2 separate regions of the Homo sapiens genome follow, and region 1 is linked to region 2. The links are chromatin loops, found by intact Hi-C in ENCODE. Cell type or tissue: Caco-2. All regions are shown on one strand. Links, peaks and the distances in the headings refer to the core of each region. The heading gives the core; the rest is flanking DNA.

Region 1 (8,416 bases), core at 104-8,103, 500 kb after region 2:
GAGAATAACATTATCACTATTATACAAATATGAAAAGAAAAATAGCATAAAAACATACCTGTGGGGCATATCCAGGAGGCACATAGATAGGAGGCACAGAACCATTTGGGGACATCATTGGAACCTGAGCAGGACCTGAATGGGTCACATAAATGATGTATTAACCCATGATTGCTTATCAGGCTAAAGTTGAAAACAATTTGAATTACATTTTGAATACTTCATCTAAACACTCAAGCCAACAGTAACTACATTTTTATAAAAAGAAATTCAGATGATTGACTTGTTATAAAAATTTATCTTGTAAAGTGCACAAATTACCCTTTACCTACATTTGTGTTTTTTAAAGTTGCTGGGGTAGGGGTGGTGGGGGGCGGGGAGGTTGGAGGGCTTTTTAAAACATATTAACAGGCTCTCCTAGAGATTCTTAGTCAATGGGGTCTTGAATCATTATATTCACTTTACAAATATCCCAGGTGACTCTTATAATAGTGTAAGTTTAGAAACACTGACCTAGAGAAAAATCAAACTAAACTCTGCATATAAAATCAATGAAAAATACAAAAGGCAAAATTTTCAAAAGTTACAGGGACAAAATAAAAAAGCAAGAGTGAAAAGCAGCAAGAGGAAGAATAGTTAGAAATTTGGAACTTGCTTTGTTAGGGTTAAAATACTTGTGTAATGTGTGACTCATGTCTATGGGGGCTTAAGAACAAAGAGAAATGCCACACGTGTACTTACCCAAAGGAAAAAAAAATTTTTTTTTGTTTCTCACACTAAAAAGTTCTAAAAAAGAAAATTCAGCTTCTCTCACTCTACACTTCCTTTCACTTTTATAGTGTTAGGTTTTCCAATTAACTTTTATAACTATTATCTCTAGTTTACCTTCTCTTTTAACATTTCTGGGAACAAAAGAAGCATTTGGAGAAGGTGTGTTTTGTTCTTTCTAGGAACTAAAATCTTAGTTGCTTTATGTAACTTTTAAAAAAGTCTCTTACCCCCCTTCAGTTCCTTTCTTCCTGTAACTTTACACTGCAGTGTCCCCTCATGCCCACCAGTTTTTTATAACCTGAAATGAAACCTTTTCAAAGAAATTACTTATTTCTAAGGGAATAAGAACAAAGGTCTGATGAGGAATGTAAAGGGGGAAGGATCTCTTTTATATGCAGAATTATAATCTACCATTATATAATGGCTCTCAGCTATAAAAGAAATAAAGGAGGAAAAGCTCAAATGTAGGGTAGAAAACAAGTAACTCTGTTAATATTATACATACTTCAGAAAATCAGAATAAAGGACATGGAGGTCACAACAAATCCGGATTACAGCCATTCTGCCCTTTCTAGGGAAGGCAAGGGGTGAGGACAGAACCACACAGTGGTGATGAAATTAGGGCTAGGGAGATGAGAGAGCTAGGGAAGAGAAAAGAGAATACAAAAGAAAGGGGGTGTAAGAGGGAAACTACTAAACGGGGTGACGGAAAATACTAAACAGGGGTAAGGAAAGTGGGGAAAGTGGAGGAAAAAAGGGGGAAGCAAGCAAGGAGAGGAGAAAGGCAAGAGGGGAGAGAAGGAGAGAGGCGAGAGGTAAGAGAAGAAAAGGGAGGGATAAGAAAGGGGACAAGAGGCAGTAAAGGAGAGTGAAGAGAAGACAAGAAGGGAGGGAGAGGAGAAAACAGAAGGGTAAGGGGGAGGAGGAACGATGTGGAGAAATAGGAGAAAGGGGGAGGGGAGGGAAAGGACAGAAGAGGTGGGGAGGGGAAGAGAAAGTAGGGATAAGACTGAAGTGGTTGAGAGAAAGTAAGAAGTGTTTGTGTAGAACACTAAATTACACTATATAATATCTGGCTGTGAAAAGAACTTTTCAATAAGATACTCTTCCCATCCAAAACAAGACCACCACCAAATACATGAAGTTGTCCAGAATATTATTTTAATTATATATAGCTAATACTAACTTACTATGTGCCAGGCCTTTTACATATTTTTTCTCCTCATAATCATTCTATCAGGTAAATATCATCATCATCATCATCTCCATTTTCTAGATGTGGAAACTGAGGCACAGAGAGGTTAAGCTCCCCAAGTGGTAGAAGTGGGATTCAAAACCAGGTAGTTTTATTTCTAAGGACATATCCTTACCACATTTTTAGTAAACATTAAAATACTATGCAGTATTGGCAACTGATATAATTTGAGGCTTAAGAACAATGCTCTAAAGCCTCTAAGGAAAATTAAGGCCTTTGTTGTCTTTACATCCGTAAAAACATGAGAGAAAGAATAAAATTTTCTTAAGTTTAAGCAAACATTACCTATTAATTTACTGAATAAAACTTGTGAGCTGCTTTATACCTCTAGGCAGAAAAGCTTCATGCAAAACTCACCTTTTAGCTCCTATATTCTAGACTCAAGAGAAATGAGAACTGTTTTAAACTAATGCTGGTTTACTTCCATTAGCTAATTTATATAAAACTACAGTAAACTAACTTCCTGAATCCTTACAGGTGGCTTAGGTATTACTTACAATATGTGAAATTCAGCTGAGAACTTGACAGAGAATTCACTGAAAATCATATTTTATAATGTTAATAAAGGCCATTAGCATTGCACTTTTACTGTGGGTCCTTTTATATGCTGTCAAATTTAATCCTTACATCAAGTCATCAGAATAGGTTTTTCTTTTGCCATCAGAATAATAAGTTATTGCTAATTACATTTAAAATAGTAAAATCACACAATTGCTTCAAGTGGCCCTCCTTTTACCAGAAATACGAATATATATGTAGTTACAATTCAAACCATTTTATACTTTGATAGCCGCTAAAATAGTTTATAATTTGGTAATACAAGATTCTACTTTGTTTTTTAATTATATCTAAGTGTGATGCTGAAAAGAGAAATGTAAGCTAAAATAAACCAGTAGTAAATATATTACTAGATGTAGTCCAGGAAAAAGACTGATTAACTTACTTCTTTACGAAGTAATCCTTTCACTCTAGCAAAAAAATTTTTTTTTTATCCTGAGGCAGAAATTGTACATGGTTAGATTTTTTTTTTTTTTTTTTGAGACGGAGTTTTACTCTGTTGCCCAGGCTGGAGTGCAGTGGCGCTATCTCAGCTCAATGCAACCTCTTCCTCCTGGGTTCAAGTGATTCTTCTGCTTCAGCCTCCCGAGTAGCTGGGATTACATGCATGTGCCACCACGCCCGGCTAATTTTTGTATTTTTAGTAGAGACGGGGTTTCACCATGTTGGCCAGGCTGGTCTTGAACTCCTAACCTCAGGTGATCCACCTGCCTCGGGCTCCCAAAGTGCTAGGATTACAGGTGTGAGCCACCATGCCCGGCCAGATTTTCTTTTAAAAAGACAATTTATCGGTATCATATTTAATGCCTAAAATATTGCTGTGAAGTAACATTCAACACTGAATGCAAACCCCTATTGTATAAACATAATAAATACAAGTATCGATGTTTAGAACTACAACGTTTACAGCATCTCATGTCTGTTGTTACTCCTGTGTCTATAGTAGCGAAACCTTAAAGCCTTGCATATTTAATGATGTAAATGTTTGATTAGCTCCTTAGTTCCAACAATACTTTTTAATTTAGAAAGTAACAGAAAATTAACTACAAACTGACTTAAATTTGTATGCAATGAGGGAGATTTTGTCCCAAGGAAGAAACTCAGATCCTATTGACAAATGTATGCCTGGCACAAGAGTAGCAATACCTGACAACAACTGTGCATACACTTAGCAGCTCCTTTATAATCTATGTGATTTGAGCATGATTTACCCCAATCATGGAGCTATTAAGGATACATTTCCTATTTCAAAAACCTGCAGAAGAGTAAACAATTCTAACCAATTGTCTTAAGAAATTTGAGAAGCTCCCCACCCCTGCTTCTTAAAAAGTGCCATCACTGACTTAAAGAAGATATTTCAACTAGTATAACTTAAATTCTTCTTTATCTTTCCTTGTTAATATACATTCATATTTAAGAGGTTTTTTTTAAATAAAATTACAAATTTGTCCAGGAGTTTTAATTCTTAAAATGCAACGTGCTGCCGCTGTGCTACACATTCTCTATAAGCCAGCGTTCACAATGGCTTCCAAATAATCTGATGCCAATTTTCAGATTTTAGCTCTAGAAGAAAAACCTAGTAAAATAAAGATCCTAGAATGGAATATTCCGTGGAATACAAAATTACAAAATAACTCTACATAGTCTAACCTTTTTGTATTTACATGGCAACAATTTAAAATATTTTATGGCGATGATATTTAGCATCTATTTTTAAAAACACACGGCATGACTTTAGATTAATACAATGCTTTCTGTCTTAAAATAAAAGCAGAATGTTCGAAAACAGCAAATCTTACCACTCATTTCGTTTTTACAGTAGCAGCAGAGAACAAGAAAATCCAACAAGGAAACAGCGTAGTACACGTTAACAGCTTTAATTGGAGAACGGCTTTTTTTTTTTTTGCAAGGCTGTAAGAGGAAAAGATCCTTTGACCGAGTCACGTGACAGTCATCACGTGACCTGCAGTGACCCAGGAAAGGGCAAGGGGGAAAAAAAAGCAAACGTTCCCGCTTGCAGCATTTCTGATATAGGGGAAAAAAAAGATTAAATGATTTCTACTGCTGCTGCCCTGAATTTGACCATCTTTCAGACTTCCTTATGAACCAATTCAAAAGCTCATCAAAGTATACTTTTCAGAAATATATATTTGATGTACAATGATTCTCTTTGTGTTCAATAACACCACAGGTGCTATCTTCTAATTTTTTACTCATGCAGCCTGCCGCTAATTTTCATTTAGAACATTTGAGATAATATTAATTTAAAAGATTCAGTCTGAAATGTCATTGTATAACGTAATTCTCCATACTCAATCCTTAAGGAATATCCACAATACACAAATAATTGTGTATAGAATATAGGTTTGATAGACATGTGTCTCAAAGGTGGGATTTATGTTTCAGGCTGTTATTTGCCTCTTAAGAGAATAAAGACTACCACTTTCATTATTGGTTTTATTTTCTTTCTGATTTTTTTAAATTTAAGATTTAAATTAAAGTGCAGGTGCTCAGTAGATGGCATTCTTACTCATATCCACGAATCTGAAAAGACAGCCTCAGGTGCAGGTTCAGAGTTCTCTATCCAAGAACAAGTAGAGACCAGAAAGGAGACCAAAGATGTCCAGTTACAACAGGAAAGAATAAGAACTTTTGGAGATCTTTCATTACTTTATGGTGCTATGTAACTTCAGAGGAAATTTATTAACAGCTAACAAAAATATACAGGTAATGATAATGACAGTGGTTTGTAACAAGTTGTACAGTGGAAAGAAAGTGAATTTTGGTATTAAAAGATATATTTTAATAACAGCTTCAGTATTTATTAGCAAGGCAATTTACTGCTCTTCTCTGAAGTCTTAGCTTATTTCAGTGACAAGGTTAATCAACATCATAGCATTGTTGTGAGAATGAAATTAAATAAATTTAAAGTATCAAGTATATTGGTTGATGATACTCAGTAAATAGTTATAATATGTAAAAGTATGATCACCATGTTTTCAAAAATAACCACATAGTGCAGAGTACATACTAGGCATCATTTGGAGTGTTTTACTTGCGTTAACTCACTTAATCCTAACAAGTGAAGTGAGCATCATTTCCAGGTAAGAAAACTGAAGCAGAGTAACATGCCAAGGGCACAAAGCGAGGCAAAGGCAGGATTATCTAATAATAAGGCTATACTTTTCAAAAAGTGTAAACTATGTTCAAAGGCCCCATCTCACACAAAGGTGGAAAACAACTGGCAAAGGATAACCTAGAGAAATAGGTCTCAATAAATATATGTAAGACACCCCAGAGGAGATAAGACAGTAAGGGCCTATTCTTACAAGTGGGGAAAGGTAATTGTTAACTTCAAAATTCCTATGAAAAGGCAGGGTTGCCCTGAAAAACGAGACCAAAGGGCAAGGAGTCTCCTGGTCTCAACAGAATGTACTCATATACGTTAGACCCAGCCCCCCTGTAAATCCGACCATGTCTCTGATCTTCAGCCCCTAAACAAAAAGCAAGCCTCTGCAGCCCACCTTCTTATTTTGGCTCACATTTGCACACAGCCTGTATTTCTATTTCTTGACTATTTAACTTATCATCTCCTTTCAATCCTTTCCATTATGCTCACTAGAAAGTTTTTTTCCATTATAAATAAATTCTCCTATATCCTCAACCTTTTTACAGAACACTTGTTCCTGTGTTGCCTTGAAATGAAGCATGGATGTCCTGTAGAAAACTTTCCCCAGCATGCCCCAGGAGCAGAGACTTCCTATCCTCTCCTGAAGCAGTGTTGGTAGTCTGCAGATACTCCAAGGCTGCTTCCCTTCACCACTGTTGTTCCTGTTTCATGCTAAAGTTCCTTCTTCCTTGAGATCACGGCATATGTGCATACAACCCTCTACCCCTTCTCAATGCTTTAAGGCTGAGTCCTCATTTATTGAGAACTTTGGCGCTGTGATCAATTTTGTTCTCTATCCCAACTCTTGTCTATCAGCATGACTTTAATGTCCAAAATCTAGGCTTAAAATTCCTTGAACTCGTGTCTTTCATTCTATTTTTAGTAACCCATGTTCAAAGATACATCCTGGAACTTATTACTTAGAACTCCACTATCTCATCTTTGAAATATCAAACTTTCATGTGGCCATCATATCTTTCTTTCATCTCTCCAGTTCTCTTTCTTCTACATTTGTTCTTCATAGTGATCTCCCTTTTCTCCTGATCCAACACTGCCTTCATAGCCTGATTTCCTTTCTCATCCATGTCTTCCTTTGACTTCCCCATCTCCTGAAAATCTCCAAGTTCAATCCGTCTTCTCTTACACCTGAGCTGTAGAAATCAAGCAGTACTCAGACTGGCATGTTTATAAATTTAGTATCTTCAGCCTTAACTCAGCTGTCAGCACTGCTCAGGAATCCTTTCATGAATCTTTCCCTGGTCAATCCCTTACACTGTTTTCTAGGATGATTATCAGAGATTCTCGTTACACTTTAAGAGCCCTCCCCAACCTGACTTCAACCATATCTCGAAATTGAACTCTTCACATTATTTGACATGAAACTGAACTCTTGATGTTATGGAACTGAACTCAATATTACATACACACTTTTCTAATTCCTTTCCTCTATTTGCAGAAGAAGCATTGTTCCTTCACTAGATCAAAGGTATCTTTCCTCTTTTACTCTTGATCTGATCCTCCACTTGGACTTGGCTTCACTGGTCATTTCCGTCCTGTCAGGTATTTTTACCTTTTCCTTTGTTCAGTCTCTTTGAACCATTGCATCTGTGCCCATAAACATGGTAAAGTTTCACACATAAACCATGCATATCATCCATCTCTCACTGACACTTTTTTTCTGCCCCATCATACCATCCAGCTACCACTCTTTTCTCAAACTTCTCAAAATTAACAGTAACTCTATTTTCTAACATAACTCTATATAACTCTACTTTCTAACATAACTCTATATAACATTAACTCTATAACATGACTCTATTTTCTGACCTTACATTCACTTTCACATTTTAAATAAAATTTTGATTATGCAATATTTGATACATACAAAAGAAAATAGTGCAAGTCATTAAAGTGACTGTTTCAAATCCACCATCCAAGCCAAGAAACAGATCATACCAACACTGTTGCATCCATGTGCTCCTTCACCATCTAATCCATCACTTTGTGCCACTCATGTCTCCATTATCCTGAATTTTGAGTTTATTCTTACCTTTCTTTTAAAAATAATTTCCTACAAAAAAATCACATATATCCCTAAACAATATTATGATTTCTAGGACTTATCTATGTAGTTTCATATAGCTGTAGTTTCCTCATTTTCATTTATGTTTTTATGTAAATAACTATAATTTGTTTATTCTGTCATTAGCTTTTGGGCTCTTTTCAGTTTCTGTTGTTGTTGGTTTTTTTTTTTTTTTTTTTTGCTTTCATTCACTTAACAAACATATATAGATTATCTACAATGTGCCAGATAGTGTTCTGGGCACTAGAGGAAGAAAATAATAACATGGTAAATAAGTAAATCATATTCAAGTAAATCACGAAGTATATTTGAAAGTGATAAATGCTATAAAATAAAAAAGAGAGGCTGGGTGTGCTGCTTCGCGCCTGTAATGCCGGCACTTTGGGAAGCTGAGGTGGATCACTTGAGCCCAGGAGTTCAAGACTAGACTTGACAACATAGTGAGACCCCATCTCCATAAAAAATCTCAAAAACTGAGTTGGGTGTGGTGGTGCATGCCTGTGGTCCCAGTTATTCAGGAGGCTGAGGCGGGAATCTTGCTTGAGCCTAGGAAGCTGAGATAACAGCGAGCTGTGATCCT
Region 2 (8,262 bases), core at 263-8,262:
TTGTTGCCATATTGTTCTAGTAGGCAGTTAACCTGCCTGCATTTAAACTGAAAAATCTGTCCCCAGCAATTTATAGTAGTTGATGTATTCTTCTGCACAGTTTTCTCAGGATCCAGTTGCTTCTTTTTTGGCCTAGTGCCTGGGAGTCTTTCCTGAGCCTGTGTAGTTTAGGGTCAGCCACAGATTTGGAAAGAATTTATATTCAGGTATTGAAGCTTACCTACTGTACAGCTCCCTTGCTTTCTTCCTAAATATCCAGTTGCTCTGCCAGCCCCAAGTTCTGCCCAGTGGCACCTCAAGCCAATAAGGTTTTTGCTTTCTGCAAGACCTGAGCTTTGTGCATGTTAAGTCAACAGTGCAGCAAACTCACAAACCTCACCAGGAGCAGTTCTGTCTCACAAGGGTAGATGCCTCTCTAGTCTCTGCTTGCTTTTTCACTGGGCTGCCTGGGGTCTCTTGTGTGTCTCAGCAGTTTAGCAGGCAGGCAGGGATTTGAGCGGAGCTTATACTCAGCTTTTCAATTCAGTCCTTCTGTGGCTCTGGCTCTCATTTTTACAGGATTCCCCCCTTGAATATCCAGTTGTCTGCTGCCTTAAACTTTATTCTCTGACACCTCAAGCTGGTATGGCTGTGGTTTTCTGCCACTAGAGCTGGAGGGTGTTGGGGAGTGACCCCCTGCTTAGGGGTCACAAACTCTTAGTTTTTACCTGATGCAGTATCCGTCATTCAAGAGTAAACCCTTCTCAAGAGTCATCTAACAAAAACACCAACAAATAGTTGTTTTTAAGAAATTTGTCCAGTTTTTATAATCATTATCTATGGAAGAAATTGCCCAATGTCTTCTATGATACTATTCCTAGAAATTCTGCCCTTTAGTGAACTTTAGACATTTTCTCCATATAGCCTTTATGTATTTTTAAACTTTATTACTAAGTATTTTAGGGTTTTTACTGTTATTGGTAATGGCGCTTTTGTCTAAATACATTTTCTAATTAGTTATTAATTTTTATATGTCTTTCCTATATTAAATTAAACTTATACTGAACTCTTCTTTGTTCTAATTGTTTTTTTAGTGGATTCTCTTGACTTGTCTATGGAGACAATCATTGTCTGCAAACGATGGTCGTGTTTAATTCCTTCCAACATTAGGCCTCCCGTTTCATTTACTTATTGGTCCATAAGTTCTAGTTGAATATTAAATAACAGCAGTGACAGAGGGCATACTTTCCTAATCCTTGTCTGTTTTTGTTACTATTGCTGTGAAGCAAATTACCTCAAAATTTAGTGGCTTAAAACAATTATTTTGTTTTGCTTATGATTTTGAGGGTCAGGATTTCAAGAAGGGCTAGATCACATTGTTCTCACTTAGGGTATCTCAAGCAGCTGCAGTCAGATGTCAGCTGGGGATGAAGTCACCTGACGGTTCACCTAGGCTGGATGTCCAGAATGGCTCACTCACATGGCTGACAGTTGATGCTGCTGTCAGCTGGGGGCTCAGTGAGACTAGCAACTGGAGTGCTTACAGATGGCCTCTACATGTTAGTTGGCCTCTTTCCAACATGGCATTCTCAGGGTAGTCAGACCACTTATGTGGAGGCTCAGGGATCTGAGACCAAGTATTCCAGTGAACAAGTAGGAATCTGTGTCACCTTTTCTGACCTAGCCTGAGAAGCCACACTTCTCAGTGTGTACCACTTATTCTGCATTTTATTGTTTGCAAGCAAATCGTTAAGTCTATCCGAATTCAAAGGGAGGGTACAAAGATGCCACCTCTCAATGGGTGGGGTGCCAAAGAATTTGTGACCATATTTTGTAAAAATCCATACATCACTTCAGTGGTGATGTTTCTAATGTTTTACCATTAAATGTAATATTTTCTCTAGGTTCTTGACAGATATCCTTTATAAGTTTGAGGACCCCTTAAATTCAATTATGAGCACATACAAAGAAACAGCAGTTGCCATTTGTTTTTCCTCATATACAAAGGAATATAATTCATGGAGAAGACTTGGGGAAAATTTATATTGTAAGATTTGTGAAATCTGGCTACATAGGTAAAGGTTAGTATACAATAGCAAATAATATTTAAGGATGTTATATTTTAGTCTGGAATATTTTAGAACATAAGTGGGATATTATTTTTTATCAATTGTAATTCAGTTAATATTTAGCAATAACTTGGCCAGGCACAGTGACTCACACCTGTAATCCCAGCACTCTGGGAAGCCAAGACAGGAGAATTGCTTGAAGCCAGGAGTTTGAGACCAGCCTGGGCAACATAGTGAGATCCTGTCTCTACAAAAACAATTTTTTTTTTAGTCAGGCATGGTGGCACACACCTGTAGTCCCAGGTAGGCTGTAGTCTCAGCTAGGCTGAGGTGGGAGGATCACTTGAACCCAGGAGGTAGAGGCCACCATGAGCTATGATCATGCGAGCAAGACCTTGCCTCTTAAAAAAAAAAAAGCAATATCCATCACATATTGCAAAGAGATGATTAGAGAAAAGAATGTAAGAAATTTCTTACAGAAACAATACATTTATTTTATATGGAAAGGAACCATTTTTCCTTTAAATAGGGAATCTAGACAATATTCATCTAAATAGCACATTTAATTTCACTAAAACCTCAGATCCCACTATAGAATCCTGCTGAGCTAGTTTAGATTAGACCATATGGTGAGCTCTTTAAGAAAAAGGAAGTGATCTCTTTCCTAAGCCCATACATACTACTTCAATGATAAGGAAGGCTGATTTGTAACACATAGGCCAAAGAGAAGAATGAACAAGAACCAGAGATGTGTCCCAGTCTCTAGAGCTGGGCTGAGTCAGGCCATCTGCACCTGACCTTTCTAGAACAAGGAGTGATGAGGCTTCTAGGGAAGCTATCACTGGGCCCATCATATCTGGTTACATGGTGATCAGAATGGAGATGATAAATGCTCTAAATGGAAGGCACAGCATGTCCTAAAAGATGAAAGGTTTACATAATATAGGCTTATTCATATACTTTTGGCCCCTGGGAACCACAGCCTTGGGACATATATACCCATGCTTGCGAAAATGTGGAAGCTGGGGAGGTGAGAAGGTAGTGAAAAAGCTGGAGTGTGAAGAAGTTTGGGTTTCCATAGACACCCCCTCTTTTCAAACCTTTTTTCAATTTAACCACAGTCACTGGATTAAATGAATCAATTTAGTTAGGTGGAAATAACAAGTTTATATATCAGTGTAAAAAAGGAACATAAAGAAAAGGATGATGTGGGTTTTTTTTTTCACCCTCAAGTAAATACAATTTTTCCCTTTTAATTGCTTTCTACAGTGAAATCAGGTGAGTTATAGTTGACATTTTATGTGTAATAGATATTTCAGAGTTTGCAGTGGTAGAAAAAGAAAGAAGTAGTAATAGGACCAAAGAAAAAAAGGAACATTTAATAACTGTATCAGAATGTGAGTACTGCTGCCTCCACCCACCAATCATTAGAAGCAAGTGTTAGAAGCAGCAGCTATACCAAGGCCAGGCACAGTGGCTTATGCCTGTAATCCCAGCTCTTTGGGAGGCTGAGGTGGGCAGATCTCTTGAGGCCAAGAGTTCGACACCAACCTGGCCAACATGGTAAAACCCCTCTATTAAAAATACAAAATTAGCCAGGTGTGGTGGCACGCACCTGTAATCTCAGCTACTCGGGAGGGTGAGGCAGGAGAATTGCTTGAACCTGGGAGGTGGTCAGGAGGCTGAGGTGGGAGAATTGCTTGAACCCAGGAGGTGGAGGTTGCAGTGAGCTGAGATTGCACCACTGCACTCCTGGCTGGGCAACAGAGTGAGACTTCGTCTTAAAAAATAAATGAATAAATACATAAAAATAGACGCAGCAGCAATACCAGACTTCCTCTTAGCCACCTGCTAGACCTATAGTCTTGCAAACAACTTCCGATGTCATTCCTGTCTTGATAAATGTAGAGAGAGTTCTGGGAAACGTCAGCCTGGCATGCTAGAACATAGTGAGCTTATACGGTGTTAAAACTCTAGGAAACTGTTAAGTTCTGACTCTCCTTCCATGAGGGTTTTTCATCCATTTTTGGCAGTCCTTCACACTACCTGTTTCCATTCCAAGGAATTCTGCCTCTTATTTTTTTATTTTTTATAGCGACAAGGTCTCACCCTGTTGCCCAGGCTGGTCTCAAATTCCTGGGCTCAAGCAATCCTCCCACCTCAGCTTCCCAAAGCACTGTGATTACAGGCATGACCCACCACACCTGGCCGGAATTCTGCCTTCTAATCTGGCTCATTGACCAACTTTTGAGTGAACTGAGATAAATCCTACAAATTGCTGAGTTTGTTTCCATGTTTGTGATGCACTGAAGTAGTCCTCTTGTGAATGTGCCTGGATCATATTATAAATGTTGTGGTCACTCCTGTAGCCAGTTTGGAAATATTGCAATAATTTCAGAATTGAAGAAATGTATCTTGAAATTAAAAACTACTTAAACCTATAGAATACACCTGGGTATTAATTTCTTATTAGACAGCATTAAATCTAGATTGGTTAGTAAGTGAACCAGAGGCAACCAAGTAAATGAGAATGAACCTTTAACTGATGCTAGGTTTGGGCCCGCGCCACATGGTGGCAGGCTTGCTCTGTGAAGTACTTCCTCTTCAGGACCAACAAACAATAGTGTTCCTAAACGCCATAAAGCTTTCCTCCAAGCCGTGACTCAGGGACCAAGGCTCCTTTCATTCTGTGGCCCCGCCATCTTCAACAAGCGGTTTCCAGGGTCTTTGCAGAAGGAGAAAGAACAAGAAGGACCACCGTGGGAGATCTGTGTGTGATCCCAGGAAAACAAACTTCATCAAGAAACAAGTTTCTGCTTTTCTTTTCTTTTCTTTTTTTTTTGACAGAGTCTCTGTAGCCCAGGCTGGAGTGCAGTGGTGCGATATCGGCTCACTACAACCTCCATCTCCCGGGCTCAAGCAATTCTTGTGCCTCAGCCTCCCGAGCAGCTGGGATTACAGGCATGCACCACCAAACCCAGCTAATTTTTGTATTTTAACTAAAGATGGGTTTTCGCCATGTTAGCCAGGCTGGTCTCGAACTCCTGACTTCAGGCGATCTGCCCTCCTCAGCCTCCCAAAATGCTGGGATTACAGGTGTGAGCCACTGCGCCCTTCAAGAAACAAGTTTTAATGCTAGTATTTAACTACATTAAATCACATTAAACTACATGGTTTAGGAAATTAATTTTTAGAAAGAATAACATAAGTTATTAAGTTGTGAAGATTGTATTTTCTTTTTTTTATTTTTATTTTTATTTTTGAGACAGAGTCTTGCTCTGTCCCCCAGGCTGGAGTGCAGTGGTGTGATCTTGGCTCACTGAAGCCTCTACCTCCTGGTTTCAAGTGATTTTCCTGTCTCAGCCTCCCGAATAGCTGGGATTACAGGCGCCCACCACCATGCCTGGCTAATTTTTTTTTTTGAGACGGAGTTTCACTCTTGTTGCCCAGGCTGGAGTGCAATGGCATGATCTTGGCTCACTGCAACCTCCGCCTCCCAGGTTCAAGTGATTCTCCTGCCTCAGCCTCCCAAGTAGCCGGGATTACAGGCATGTGCCACCACACCTGGCTAATTTTTTTTTTGTATTTTTAGTAGAGACGGGGTTTCTCCATGTTGGCCAGGCTGGTCTTGAACTCCTGACCTCAGGTGATCCACCCGCCTTGACCTTCCAAAGTGCTGGGATTACAGGTGTGAGCCACCGTGCCTGGCCTAATTTTTGTATTTTTAGTAGAGACGGGGTTTCACCATATTGGCCAGGCTGGTCTTGAACTCCTGACCTCAAGTGGTCCGCCCACCTCGGCCTCTCAAAGTGCTGGGATTACAGGCCCACTGCGCTCGGCCAAGATTGCATTCTCTTTAAAAAAATGTTACTTTACATCGTATGGTACATAGGCAGCAATGATTTAACCTTCAGTAGAACATTCCGCCTCTAAATCTCAGTATCATCTTCTCCAAAATGATGGGTTTGTATTTACTTAAAGTTCCATAATTATCATACCCCTCTTACAATTAAAAAAGGCTTAAATATTCTTCTTCAGTAAAAGGAATATCAGTCATGTTACAGTAGCTTTTTAAAGAATATGGTTTCTGGAGTTGGACTGCCTAGGTTTGAGTTTGAGTTCTGCCATTTATTAACTGTGAGGTATTAGGTATGGTACTCAGCCTATCAAAATTTCAGTTTCTTTCCAGGCATGGTGGCTCACACCTGTAATCTCAGCACTTTGGGAGACCCAGGTGGGCAGATGGTTTGAGTTTAGGAGTTAGAGACCAGCCTATGCAACATGGTGAAACTCCGTCTTTACAAAAAATAAAAAAATTAGCCAGGCACAGTGGCATGCACTTATAGTCCTAGCTACCAGGGAAGCTGAGATAGGAGGATTGCTGAAGCCTGGGAGGTCAAGGCTGCAATGAGCCATGAGCAAGACCCTGTCTCAAAAAAAAGAAAAAACAAACAAAAAAAAATGCAAAACAAAAAAAACGAGACTTGATTAGTCCACATTATATACATGTAACTAAATTTCACATGTACCCCATAAATTTGTACACGTAAAAAAGATTTCAATTTCCTCATCCATAAAGTGGGATAAGTTACTGCACATATCTTATAGGGTTGTTAGGATTAAATGGGAAAAACGTATGTATGGCAGAGACTGGCCAACTGTTTACTAAACTGTTTCTTTTTCTTCCTGAGCAAACAGTTAAACCACATTTTCCATCTTCACTTAAGTTAGCTGTGGCCATGCAACTGAGTCCTGATCAGTGGAATGTGAAAGTGTTAGCAGCAGTGAATCTGTACAGGTCTGCAGCAGCCTCAATTCTTGCCACCTCAGAAGAAAGAACTTGACTGAGGGGCATAAGGCAGAGGGAGAGACTGAGGCAAGTTTTAGAGCAGGAGTGAAAGTCTTTAAAAAGTTTTAGAGCAGGAATTTTAAAAAAGTACACTTGGAAGAGGGCCAAGCAGGTAACGTGAAAGATTCAAGTGTACAGTTTGACCTTTGACTCGGGGCTTTATACACTGGCATGCTTCCAGTGGGTAACATCTCTTCTCCCAGTTCTTCCTTTGGGGTGGGCTGTCTGCATTCGCACTGGCCTGCCAGCACTTGGGAGGAGCCGCATGTGCAGTGTGTTTACTGAAGCTGTGCACATGCTCACTTGAGGCGTTTTTCCCTTACCAGTTGAGTGTTCTAGAGGAAGGTCATATACTGGTTAAACTCTGCCATTTTGCCTTAGTTTTCATGCTTGAGCCCACTCACCCAACTCCTGAGATCTTACCAGGAAGCTGCTGATCACCAGTTTCGGGTGTTTTCTATTTATTGAGAGCCTGCCTTTCTCTGGCGCTGGCTGCAACCAATTATTATTTTAGAGAGACAGTTAACAACCGCCTGACCATTACCTGATGGTTTCCTGACATTCCTGGTTGTGGTAGGGGGGTGCTTTCCTGCCCTGCTCATGTCTGCCTACTACCTACTGTAACAAAAGGAAGAGAAGCGTGCTATTTCCAGGCTAAGCTCACACGCAGCTCTCCCACGGTGGTCCTCCTTGTTCTTTCCCCTTCTGCAAAGACCCTGGAAGCCACTTGTTGAAGATGGCAGGGCCACAAAATGAAAGGAGCCTTGGTCCGAGAGTCATGGTTTGGAGGAAAGCTTTATGCCTTTAGGAATACTATTAATAGCGTTTCTCTCAGTATTACAAACCAGAAGCCTACAGCCCTGAACTTAAAACACAAGCAATATAATGGTGATCTTGTCTGCAGGATTTTTTTAAGCTAGAGAAAGTCTAGGAAATAAAGTTGTATGTAGAAGCAGTAAAACTGTAAGCTATTCATATATGTAACTCACAGAAAGTCAACATCTTGTATTTATATTTGCTACATTTTTTGAAAATTTAATGGCATATACAAGAAGGGAAATGAGATAAAATACTGAAGTTGGTGTCATATTGAAAACAGTATTTTCAATTATTTCATCCTTGTGTTTACTTCAGTCCATATTATGATTCATTAAATGATTTCTCTCAGTATTTCACATAATGATTACCCCCCCCCCTTTTTTTTTAACTCTACTCCCATGACAGATTAGGATATGTCCTTTTTTTTTTTTTTTTTAAATTAAAGACTGGGTCTGCTACATTGCCCAGGCTGGAGTACAGCAGCTATTCACAGCCACCATGATAGTGCACTACAGCCCGAATTCCTGGACTCAAGTGAAGCCTCAG

Evidence for each region. Hi-C counts contacts between places; a loop is a spot of excess contacts. Peaks named below come from ENCODE experiments on the same cell type or tissue, not always from the same donor. Only the 100,000 strongest peaks of a DNase experiment are listed, where the experiment ranks them.
Region 1: a loop joins it to region 2, with 2.8 times the contacts of the local background. A loop is called at or near these places in 2 of 110 quality-filtered maps.

The regions. Positions count from the first base shown.
Region 1 is chr13:49,106,374-49,114,789 of GRCh38, reverse strand. FNDC3A (fibronectin type III domain containing 3A) reads right to left here. Exons shown (of 26, transcript NM_001079673.2): 4 at 59-135. Among named protein-coding and RNA genes, the nearest start is that of MLNR, 110 kb to the left of the region's middle. RefSeq lists enhancers at 964-1,467, 1,468-1,972. In Caco-2, for the core only: no CTCF peak of the experiment used is centred there; a DNase peak (open chromatin) is centred at 4,549; H3K4me3 peaks cover 1,548 bases.
Region 2 is chr13:49,603,602-49,611,863 of GRCh38, reverse strand. No RefSeq gene overlaps it. Among named protein-coding and RNA genes, the nearest start is that of ARL11, 21 kb to the left of the region's middle. RefSeq lists an enhancer at 4,759-4,978. In Caco-2, for the core only: a CTCF peak has its summit at 4,625; a DNase peak (open chromatin) is centred at 4,643.